Regions from separate parts of the Homo sapiens genome. Here regions 1 and 3 are each linked to region 2. Evidence: chromatin contacts called from ENCODE Hi-C or POLR2A ChIA-PET data. All regions are on one chromosome and are shown on one strand. Each heading gives the region's core, a stretch centred on a gene start or an enhancer-like site at or near the end of the contact. The rest is flanking DNA. Distances are from core to core; before and after follow the strand shown. Region 1 holds the start of C19orf44 (chromosome 19 open reading frame 44). Region 2 holds the start of AKAP8 (A-kinase anchoring protein 8). Region 3 holds the start of ASF1B (anti-silencing function 1B histone chaperone).

Region 1 (3,224 bases), core at 612-3,111, 1.1 Mb before region 2:
GTAAAATTATGTAGTCCTCAATGTGGAAAACAGTTGGTTCCTCAAAAGGTTAGACATAGAGTTACCATGTGATCCAGGGATTCCACTCCCATGTGGCCCAAGAGAAATGCAAATGTATGCAAATGTTCGTAATAGTTTTGTTTTGTTTTGAGACAGGCTCTCACTCTGTTGCCCAGGCTGAGTGCAGTGGTGTTATCATGGCTCACTACAGCCTCGACCTCCCGGGGTCACGCGATCCTCCCACCTCAGCTTCCTGGGTAGCTGGGACTACAGACACACATTGCCATGCCTAGCTAACTTTTTGTAGAAACAAGGTCTCACTGTGTTGCCCAGGCTGTTCTCAGATTCCTGGGGTTCTAGAGATCCGCAGCCTCAGCCTCCCAAAATGCTGAGATTACAATCCCACATCATCATACCTGGCCCCATAATATTTATTACTCCTAGTAGACTAAAACGGAAAACAATGTAACTATCCATTAATTAGTGAATGGATTACAAACTATGGTCCATCCATACAGTGTAATACAGTTCAGCAATTTAAAAAACAAATACTAATATAACAGCACGCAGGAATCTCAAATACATCACGCTAAGGGAAAGTAGCCAAGCCGGGCGCAGTGGCTCACGCCTGTAATCCCAGCACTTTGGGAGGCTAAGGCGGGCGGATCACGAGGTCAGGAGATCGAGACCAGCCTGACACACATGGTAAAACCCCGTCTCTACTAACAATACAAAAATTAGCGGGGCGTGGTGTCATGCGCCTGTAATCCCAAATACTCAGGACGCTGAGACAGGAGAATTGCTTGAACCTGGGAGGCGGAGTTCGCAGTGAGCCGAGATCGCACCATTGCACTTCAGCCTAAGTAACAGAGCGAGAATCTGTCTCAAAAAAAAAAAAAAAAGGAAAGAAAAAAGAAAGTAGCCAGACACTAAACTCCACACACCCTATCATTTCATTTGTAAGAACTGTCAAGAAAAGGCAAACCAATAAACTCAGAAAGCAGATCGGGCCGGTGCTGTGACTCACGCCTATAATCCCAGCACTTTGGGAGGCCAAGGCTGGCAGATTACGTGAGGTCAGGAGTTCGAGACCAGCGTGGCAAACATGGTGAAACCCCATCTCTACTAAAAATACAAAAAATTAGCCGGAGTGCAGTGGCATGATCACAGCTCACAGCAGCCCTTGACCTCCTGGACACAAGCAATCCTCCCTCCTGCCTCAACATCCTGAGTAGCTGGGACTACAGGCGCGTGCCACTACACCTGGCTAATTTTTTATTTTTATCTTTTTTAGAGATGGGGTCTCGCCAGGTTGCCCAGGCTGGTCTGGATCTCCTGGCCTCAAGTGATCCTCCCGCCTCTGCCTCCCAAAGTGCTGGGATTCCAGGCGTGAATCACCGCGCCCGGCCTGACGCAAAGTTCTAAAGCTGGATGAGCTGGATGGTGGCGACGGCTTCACAACTTTGTAGATTTACTAAAAATAACGGAGTCGTCAGCTTAAAAGTGGCGAACACTATGGTATGTAAATGAAGGCTCAATAAAGTTGTTACAAATCAACAAACCAAAACTTGAAAACCCTGGCGCCCCTGAGACCATCCTGCTCTTCTCCCCAGCTATGAAGCGACCCGCGCAGGACCATGCTCCAATAGACCCCAGACAGGGAAACTGAGGCGCGGGACCATCCTGCAGCGGCCCAACCAGCTCAGCCCCGGAGAAGGCCCCATTTCCCCGTATCCCCCTCGCGAGCCCGGACGCCCAGCTAGGTCACCTCCCCACCAGCCCTGCCGACCTCTTCCCACGCCGTCCATTCGCAGAGGCAGCCGCCACATTCACGCCTGAAGGAGCGGTTGCCCTGGGCAACAGAGCCAGAGCAGAAGAGACTACATCTCCCGGGAAGCACCGCGCCCCGCAGACCAATGGCGCCCCGAATCACAATCGCGGGGTGTCATGGGAGCGGTAGTTCCGGGGCGGGCCCAACGTGCCCCGCGCCGCAGCGACCAATGGGACCCTCAGGTCATAATCGCGAGTTGTGACGGGAGTTGTAGTTTCGGGACGCGCCTGAAGAGCCGCAGAGAGAGCTGGGAGCTAAGGGGTGGCGGCGACCGGAAGCGCAGTGCACACCCCCATGGCCCGGGCTTTGGTCCAGCTCTGGGCCATATGCATGCTGCGAGTGGCGCTGGCTACCGTCTATTTCCAAGAGGAATTTCTAGACGGAGGTGAAGGGGCCACGCCCGTGGTGGCGGAGGTGTAAGCTCCCCCATCTCCGCCCCCTAAGGCTGGCCAGAGTCGCCACGGGGTCCACGGCAGCGAACCCTCGAATCCTCGAGGGTCCCCTTCACCCTTCCCTTAGCCCAAATTAACCATTATCACCTCTAACCGGTGTTATTTCCCCTTCCCCACAGAGCATTGGAGAAACCGATGGTTGCAGTCCACCAATGACTCCCGATTTGGGCATTTTAGACTTTCGTCGGGCAAGTTTTATGGTCATAAAGAGAAAGATAAAGGTTAGTGTAGAATCAGGACCAAATTGAGCCTAATGTTACATTTCCATAGCAACCTCTCTAGGTAGTTGTGGCACAGCCAAAACGCTTTTATTCCCGTTTTACAGATGAAGACATTAAGGCAAAGGTAGAACTTAAGGGGCTCCTTTCCTTGTTTTTTTGTTTCTTCTCTCCTTTTTTTTTTTTTTTTTTTTTGAGACGGAGCCTTGCTCTGTTGCCCAGGCTGGAGTGCAGTGGCGCGATTTCGGCTCACTGCAACTTCCACCTCCCGGGTTCAAGCAATTCTCCTGCCTCAGCCTCCCGAGTAGCTGAGACTACAGGCGCGCGCCACCATGACCGGCTAATTTTTGTACTTTTAGTAGAGACAGGGTCCACGTTGGCCAGGCTGGTCTCGAACTCCTGACCTCATGATCCACCCACCTTGGCCTCCCAAAGTGCTGGGATTACAGGCATGAGCCACAACATCCAGCCTCCTCTCTCCTTTCTTTATTGCCAAAGATTCCTTTTTTTTTTTTTTTTTTTTTTTGGTAGTAGGAGTCTCGCTCTGTCGCCTAGGCTAGAGTGCAGTGGCACGATCTTGGCTCACTCAAACCTCCGTCTCCCGGGTTCAAGTGATTCTCTTGCTTCAGGCTTCTGAGGAGCTGCGATTACAAGCGTGCGCCACCATGCCCTGCTAATTTTTTTAGAGACAGAGTTTCACCACATTGCCCAGGCTGGACTCAA
Region 2 (3,030 bases), core at 99-2,598:
GAAACAGTTGATCCTCCCACCAGCAGAGAAGACTCTCTTCACCCTTGCATGACTGGGAATAATTCTTCATTCTTGGAATTCTGTGGGTTAAAAAAGACGTTTCATTAAATATCTGTTCCTGTTTTTATATCTTCCCCGTTGGCCCCAAAGTGCTCCTTGCCTATTAGCCTAGTTGGCACCTTGTTACAGGTTGCACCCACCTTTGGCTCTTAGTTTCTTAATTGTTCACTGCTTATAGCTTTTTTGTAAGCAAATCAGATTTCTGTAATACAGCCGTAAAGTTAGAGATATATAGATCTGTATTTTTATTTACCTACAGTAAGTGTGGTGTGGAAGGAGAGGGAATTTGAACAAAGATCAGATAGGTTGTGGTTCCATGCTTGTGGAGTGGCCCTCCGTTGGTGGGGCTGGAAGTGCGTGGGTGCAGGGGCGGGGTGGGGTCCCTCTAAGCTGGCAGGGTCGGGGCAGCAACTTGTAGGGCACTCAGAGCAGCCTCTCCAGCTCCTTCTGCCCTGCCCGCAGCTCATGATGGAGCAGTCCAAGAAGTCCTCCCTCATGGTGGCCCGCAGTATTCTCAACAACAAGCTCATCAGCAAGAAGCTGGAGCGCTACCTGAAGGTGAGGCACTGGTCCGGGCCTGCCCTGTCCCCAGCTTAGTCCCCGCCTGTGCTCCCTCCCTTCAGTGTCCGCGCCCCTCCCCACAGGGCGAGAACCCTTTCACCGACAGCCCCGAGGAGGAGAAGGAGCAGGAGGAGGCTGAGGGCGGTGCCCTGGACGAGGGGGCGCAGGGCGAAGCGGCAGGGATCTCGGAGGGCGCAGAGGGCGTGCCGGCGCAGCCTCCCGTGCCCCCAGAGCCAGCCCCCGGGGCCGTGTCGCCGCCACCGCCGCCGCCCCCAGAGGAGGAGGAGGAGGGCGCCGTGCCCTTGCTGGGAGGGGCGCTGCAACGCCAGATCCGCGGCATCCCGGGCCTCGACGTGGAGGACGACGAGGAGGGCGGCGGGGGCGCCCCGTGACCCGAGCTCGGGGCGGGCGGAGCCCGCGTGGCCGAAGCTGGAAACCAAACCTAATAAAGTTTTCCCATCCCACCTCCGGGTTTCTCTGTTACTGTGCCGCGCGGGCGGGGCGGGGTGGGCAGAGGGGCGGGGTGCGCATGCGCGCGGGCCGGGCCGTCGGGCACCGCGGTGGGACCACAACTCCCATTAGGCCACGGAGCTGGATCGTAGCAGCCCGAAAGGCCAGCTGGGACGGCGAGGGCGGGCCCTCGTGAAGACCAGCCAATGGGGGCGCGCGGAAGTAGTGACGTGTGCGCCTGGTCTTCCAGTAGTCGATGGCGGAGGTGCGCTGAACGCATGCGTGCTGTGGTCGCCTAGTAAACGGGGCTGCTGGTGGGCCGCGTCGAAGACATGGACCAGGGCTACGGAGGTTTGTGTTGGCTGCTGGGTGCGGAGCGGGGAGGGAAGGCTCTGTGCGGGCGACGCAGCCGCTGCGCAGACTGCCGCCGGCCGGGCCTTCGTCCCGAGCGTGGTTGCCCCAGCTGGGCCCTCCGGAGAGGCGGCCAGGGCGCGCGCGCGCCGCTCATTGGGCTTTGGCGCCGTCGCTCCCGGGGCTCTGCGTGCGGATTGGCCGCCAGGCCCCGAGGAGGCGGGCGGGACTCGGGGTTGGGGCAGACGCCGCGGTGGGCTTCGTGGGGGCGTCTTAGACAGTGTGGGCCGTTTTTGCCCCTCACCTTCGGCGGAGTCCTTCCGGCCCCCAGCGACCCCGGGGTTTGCACTCCCGGCTTCCTCTTCCGAAGACGCCACAAAATGGCGGCGCTAGGGGGGCGGAGCTACAGCGTGGGGTTGTGAGGTCGGACCCGGGGAGCTGGGTCTGGGGCCGCGGGCGGACCGCGGGGGCCGCCTCTCTCCCGACCTGCCCTAGGCCCGCGGGGCCGTGTAGGGTCTCCGCTGGGCTCACGTGGCCCAGGGCGCCTGTCCCGGAAGCCGTCGGGCTGCGCGGGGTCGGGCCTTTAGTCCCCGGTGCAGCGCGGTGGGGCCGAGTGCTGCCGGCGCGAGAGTCAGCCTCGCCGGGCTCCAGCTCTGTACCCGGCGCGTGCTGGCTTGGGACAGGATGGTGAGGGGCAGATGCTGAGTGTTCGTATAAAGCTGGAAACCTGATGTGCCCTGGGGCTGGTGACATTGGCAGTTCTCCTTTAGGCAGTCTGTTGTGGTGGCCTGGAGGGGCCGAGGGGCTGTGCAGGAGGGAACGTGTCCTTTCCCCACTAGGATTTAGCGCTTGGCCTGCAGTAGGGCCGATCTTCTCGAGCTGCCTGCTCCCTGCTTCTGGAATCAGAGCCTTTTGGGAGCAAAGTTTGCCCACAGGGGATAGTTGGGACATGCTGGGTGGAGCTCGACTGGTTGTAGAGAAGCTAGTGGTCTGATCCTGGCTGCAGGAGCTCGAGAAGTTGTCGATCTTGAGAAGTGGCAGGGCAAAAGTATCCCAGCACCAGAAATTGCAGAGAGAGGTTTCGGTCCTGAGGCGGCAGCGTGCGCGGTGTGCTTTGGTGTCTTCCGGGTCCTAGCGAAGGCTCAGCCTGGCTCTCCTGGTCTTCCGCAGCCTGGGTAGATTTCACCATTCTTTCCCTTCTTTCCCATCAGATCTTTTCTGCAGGTATTGTATTCCTTCTTTTCATTCTTAGTTTGGAGAGGTTTTTTTTACCCCCTCTTCCTACCTGCCGAAAACCTTTCAGACACACTGGAGATAGTTAAGCTTCCCTGATTTCTTGTGTTTCCGGGAGCGTTTTAAGGTTAATAGTGCGTGCCACTTACACTAGAGCTTCACAGAGAAGCAGTCTCTCGAGGTTGGTTACTTGCTGTTGGAATCTGCAGTCTGCCTTTCTGCTGCACGGATGCGAATTTAGAAGGTTTTGCGGTATGACGGAGGGGAAGGCGTAGCATAGCAGAGGGCAAAACTCAGCAGTATGACTGGGTCAAGTCTCGTAACCCATGAGCCTAGCTCCCTTGTCTCTGAATGGCATTCCGGACAACAGGGTTT
Region 3 (3,222 bases), core at 520-3,019, 1.2 Mb after region 2:
ACTCAGGCTGGAGTGCAGTGGCTGGAGCATTCTGGGCTCAAGAGATCCTCCTGCCTCAGCTTCAGGAGTAGCAGACACTACAGGTATGCACTACCACACCTGGCTTATTCTTTTATTTTTTGTAGATATGAGGTCTTGTTATGTTGCCCAGGCTGATCTTGAACTCCTGGCCTCAAGAAATCCTCCATGACCAGCCTCTAAAATTACAAATAATAATAAAAAAAGATATGGCCGGGCACAGTGGCTCACGCCTGTAATCCCAGCACTCTGGAAGGCCGAGGCGGGCGGATCACTTGAGGTCAGGAGTTCGAGACCAGCCTGGCCAACATGGTGAAACCCCGTCTCTACTGAAAATACAGAAAAAAAATTAGCTGGTTGTGGTGGTGGGCACCTGTAATCCCAGCTACTCAGGAGGCTGAGGCAGGAGAATCGCTTGAACCCGGGAGGTAGAGGTTGCAGTGAGCCGAGATCGCGCCATTGCACTCCAGCCTGAGTGACAGCGCGAGATTCCATCTCAAAAAAAAAAAAGTGGCTTCCAAAAAATGTTAATTTTACACCTAATTTTGGTGCGCGGCTGGCATTATTTTTCCACTGGGCAGCACTGATCGCCCGTGGGGGCAGAGACTCTGAGACCTGGAGTCTCCCAGGCCGGGGGCGACGGCCCAGACGGGAGGCGGTGGAGAGAAGTTTCCGGATGTATTATGTGGTCATGAATCATGTCAGGGAATTGCCACGGCCCCCGTTGAATGGGGAGGCGCTGCCTCGGGCGCTGAGTAGCAGAGCCCGGACTCTGAACACTGGTCTGCCCCCGAACTGGAACTCCCATTTTCAGTACCGTCCGCTTGAAACCTCCCAAGAGCCCTCAAGGGGGCGAGAGAGGGATCCAAACCCCTCGGGGGCGAGAGCGGGATCCGAACCCCTCGGGGGCGAGAGCGGGATCCGAACCCCTCGGGGGCGAGAGCGGGATCCGAACCCCTCGGGGGCGAAAGCGGGATCCGAACCCGGCCGGATTCCCGAGGTCTGAGCGCGCCTCGTGACCGCCACTCCGAACGTTCGCAACGTTCACAACGGACTCCCGCGCCGCTGGACCTCAAGGGTCAGGAGCCACTCAGAAAAGCTCCAGGAAACGCTCACCTGTTGACAGACGCTGAGGCCGCAAACGCTCCTCCTCTCTCTTCACACTCGCCAACACCGCGGTGGCGCTCGACTTCCGCTTCTCTCCAGCGAATCCCCAGCTGAGCCTCCTTCTGCTCCCGCCACCATTACCAATCCAGCCAATAAACTCTCAGAAAACCCTCTTTATCTCCGCCCCACTCCCTCCTGCCAATCACTTCGGGTGCGAGCACCGCCCTTCCCGCCTTCTTTAGCGAGCGCCGCGCGCCACCGCTCGGCGGGTGGCGGCGCTGCGCGCTGCGGGATGCATCTCCCGGAAAAGCGAGGCGAGGGGCGGGCCACGCCGGTGCGGGAACCCTCAGGATTGGCCAGAAGGAGGCCGGCGCTGTGACTCCGTCCATTCCCGCCGTTGACATCCAAGTCGGAGACGCTGGGGATTGGTTTCCAGCGGACACGCTAAGAAGCTTGGAGATAGTTTCGCCCTCCTCACACGCTGCGGAGAGGGAGCTCCGCTGATTGGTCCGAGGAGTCTGGGCGCGCGCCGATCGGCGCTCCAGGACTGGCTGAGGGGGTGCGCGCGCCGCCAGGGAGCGTTGGCGGTGATTGGCCAGAGGGCGGAGGCCGGCTATTTGAAGGCGGCGCGCGGACTAGGTGCGCACTTCAGTTCTCGGAGAGAAGAGGCGGGAGTGGACCTGGTCAGCCCTACCCCACTGACCCCACCGGACCCAGGCGCGGCCTCCGCCACAGCCACAGCCCCTGCCCCTGCTGCGGCGCGGCGAGGCGAGGCGATGGCCAAGGTGTCGGTGCTGAACGTGGCGGTCCTGGAGAACCCGAGCCCTTTCCACAGCCCCTTCCGGTTCGAGATCAGCTTCGAGTGCAGTGAAGCCCTGGCGGACGGTGAGGCTGGGCCTGTGCGGGGACCCCCACCCCCGGGCCGACCCCGGCCTCCCCTCAGAGAACCGCTCCCATGGCCAACTTGATCTCCCCCATGAAACCCCTCGTCCCCCTTCCGCCAACCCCGATCTCCCCCAGCCCGCCAGTCAACCGGATCTCCCGGTGGAGACCCCCCGCCACCAGCCAACACGGACCTCCCCGTGACCTCCTCCCCCACTGCCCGCCTTGACCTCCCGGGTGGAGACCCCCCGCCAGCTAACTCGGACCTCCCAGTGGCCTCTTCCCCCACTGCCCGCCCCGACCTCCCCATAGAGATTAACCCCCTCCAAGCCCCATTTCCCGCGTGGGGAACCTCATCCATCTTTTTTCTCTGGAGCTCTTCCTAGGTACCCGTTTTCATGGGGAGACCTTCTCGGCCTCCATTTCTTAACCCACGGAGATCTTCAGCCACCGTGGTTTCCCTGTGGCAAGACCCCCGCTTCAACCACCCACCCATTTTTGCCCACTTATTCCCTCTTTCCTGTAGTGAGATACTCACACCTCCCATTTTCCCTCTGGAGACCCCCAATATCCAGCCCCTTCCCATTTTCCCCGGGGGAAATCCCAGCCATCTCCTATTTTCCCTATGGAGACCTCTCACCCAAGCTCCTCTCTCCTTGCCGTGAAGACCCTCCCCTCCAGTAACCTTTTTTTCCTGTGAAAACCCCTCAACCCCTTTTCAGGACCTCTCTCAACCCCATCTTCCCATTTGTGTCCCACCAGTCCCCTCCCCAACCTGCCAATATTTCAATAACCCCACGCCCACCAGTTGCTGCCGCTTTTCTGCCCCAATGCACATACCCTGGAACCTGGTTTCTCTCCTTCGTTGGGGCCCAACCCCCCTATGCTTGAGCTCTCCCTGGGAAAGGATGCTACCGTCTTTGAGGGGAACTTTGTCTCCCCAGCTCCCCTTCCCCACCTTTCTCTGTGGGCTTGGATAAACACACTGAGATCCGAGGGGTGGCATAGCCAGGCAGGCATTAGCTAGTTCTCCAGGTTTGCCCACCCGTTTCCAGCTGAGTTACTGCAGCAATTTTTCTGTCACTTTTTCTTTCTTCTTCTTCCTCTTCTTTTTTTTTTTTTTTTTTTTGAGACAGTCTCACTCTGTTGCCCAGGCTGGAGTGCAATGGCACGATCTCGGCTCACTGCAACCTCCACCTCCCGAGTTCAAGCGAT

What was found. A loop is a pair of places that touch in the nucleus more often than their neighbours do. ChIA-PET counts read pairs that join two places held with the same protein, here RNA polymerase II (POLR2A). Pooled maps may share reads with other maps.
Region 1: a map of naive thymus-derived CD4-positive, alpha-beta T cell shows a loop between it and region 2 (22-fold over the local background). The contact joins the promoter of C19orf44 here to the promoter of AKAP8 in region 2. A Hi-C loop is called at or near these places in 1 of 168 maps with a recorded cell type or tissue (naive thymus-derived CD4-positive, alpha-beta T cell) and 7 of 50 pooled maps. POLR2A ChIA-PET finds 5 or more read pairs at or near these places in 1 of 52 experiments (T-cell).
Region 3: a map with no recorded cell type shows a loop between it and region 2 (10-fold over the local background). The contact joins the promoter of ASF1B here to the promoter of AKAP8 in region 2. A Hi-C loop is called at or near these places in 1 of 37 single-sample maps with no recorded cell type and 5 of 50 pooled maps. POLR2A ChIA-PET finds 5 or more read pairs at or near these places in 1 of 52 experiments (OCI-LY7).

What each region holds. Positions count from the first base shown.
Region 1 is chr19:16,495,031-16,498,254 of GRCh38, reverse strand. It overlaps C19orf44 (chromosome 19 open reading frame 44), which reads right to left and starts at 1,861. Exons shown (of 9, transcript NM_032207.4): 1 at 1,790-1,861. CALR3 (calreticulin 3) reads left to right here and starts at 2,088. Exons shown (of 9, transcript NM_145046.5): 1 at 2,088-2,216; 2 at 2,403-2,504. The coding sequence starts at 2,126. RefSeq lists enhancers at 1,759-2,188, 1,823-2,323, 2,324-2,824.
Region 2 is chr19:15,378,105-15,381,134 of GRCh38, reverse strand. AKAP8 (A-kinase anchoring protein 8) reads left to right here and starts at 1,348. Exons shown (of 14, transcript NM_005858.4): 1 at 1,348-1,422. The coding sequence starts at 1,404. It overlaps AKAP8L (A-kinase anchoring protein 8 like), which reads left to right. Exons shown (of 14, transcript NM_014371.4): 13 at 523-618; 14 at 705-1,085. The coding sequence ends at 1,013. RefSeq lists silencers at 723-1,212, 1,553-2,102 and enhancers at 377-1,291, 1,063-1,357, 1,292-2,207.
Region 3 is chr19:14,135,136-14,138,357 of GRCh38, reverse strand. It overlaps ASF1B (anti-silencing function 1B histone chaperone), which reads left to right and starts at 1,769. Exons shown (of 4, transcript NM_018154.3): 1 at 1,769-2,010. The coding sequence starts at 1,902. ADGRL1-AS1 (ADGRL1 antisense RNA 1) reads right to left here and starts at 1,206. Exons shown (of 3, transcript NR_045214.1): 1 at 1,135-1,206. RefSeq lists enhancers at 1,124-1,283, 780-1,406, 1,484-1,623 and a silencer at 1,954-2,003.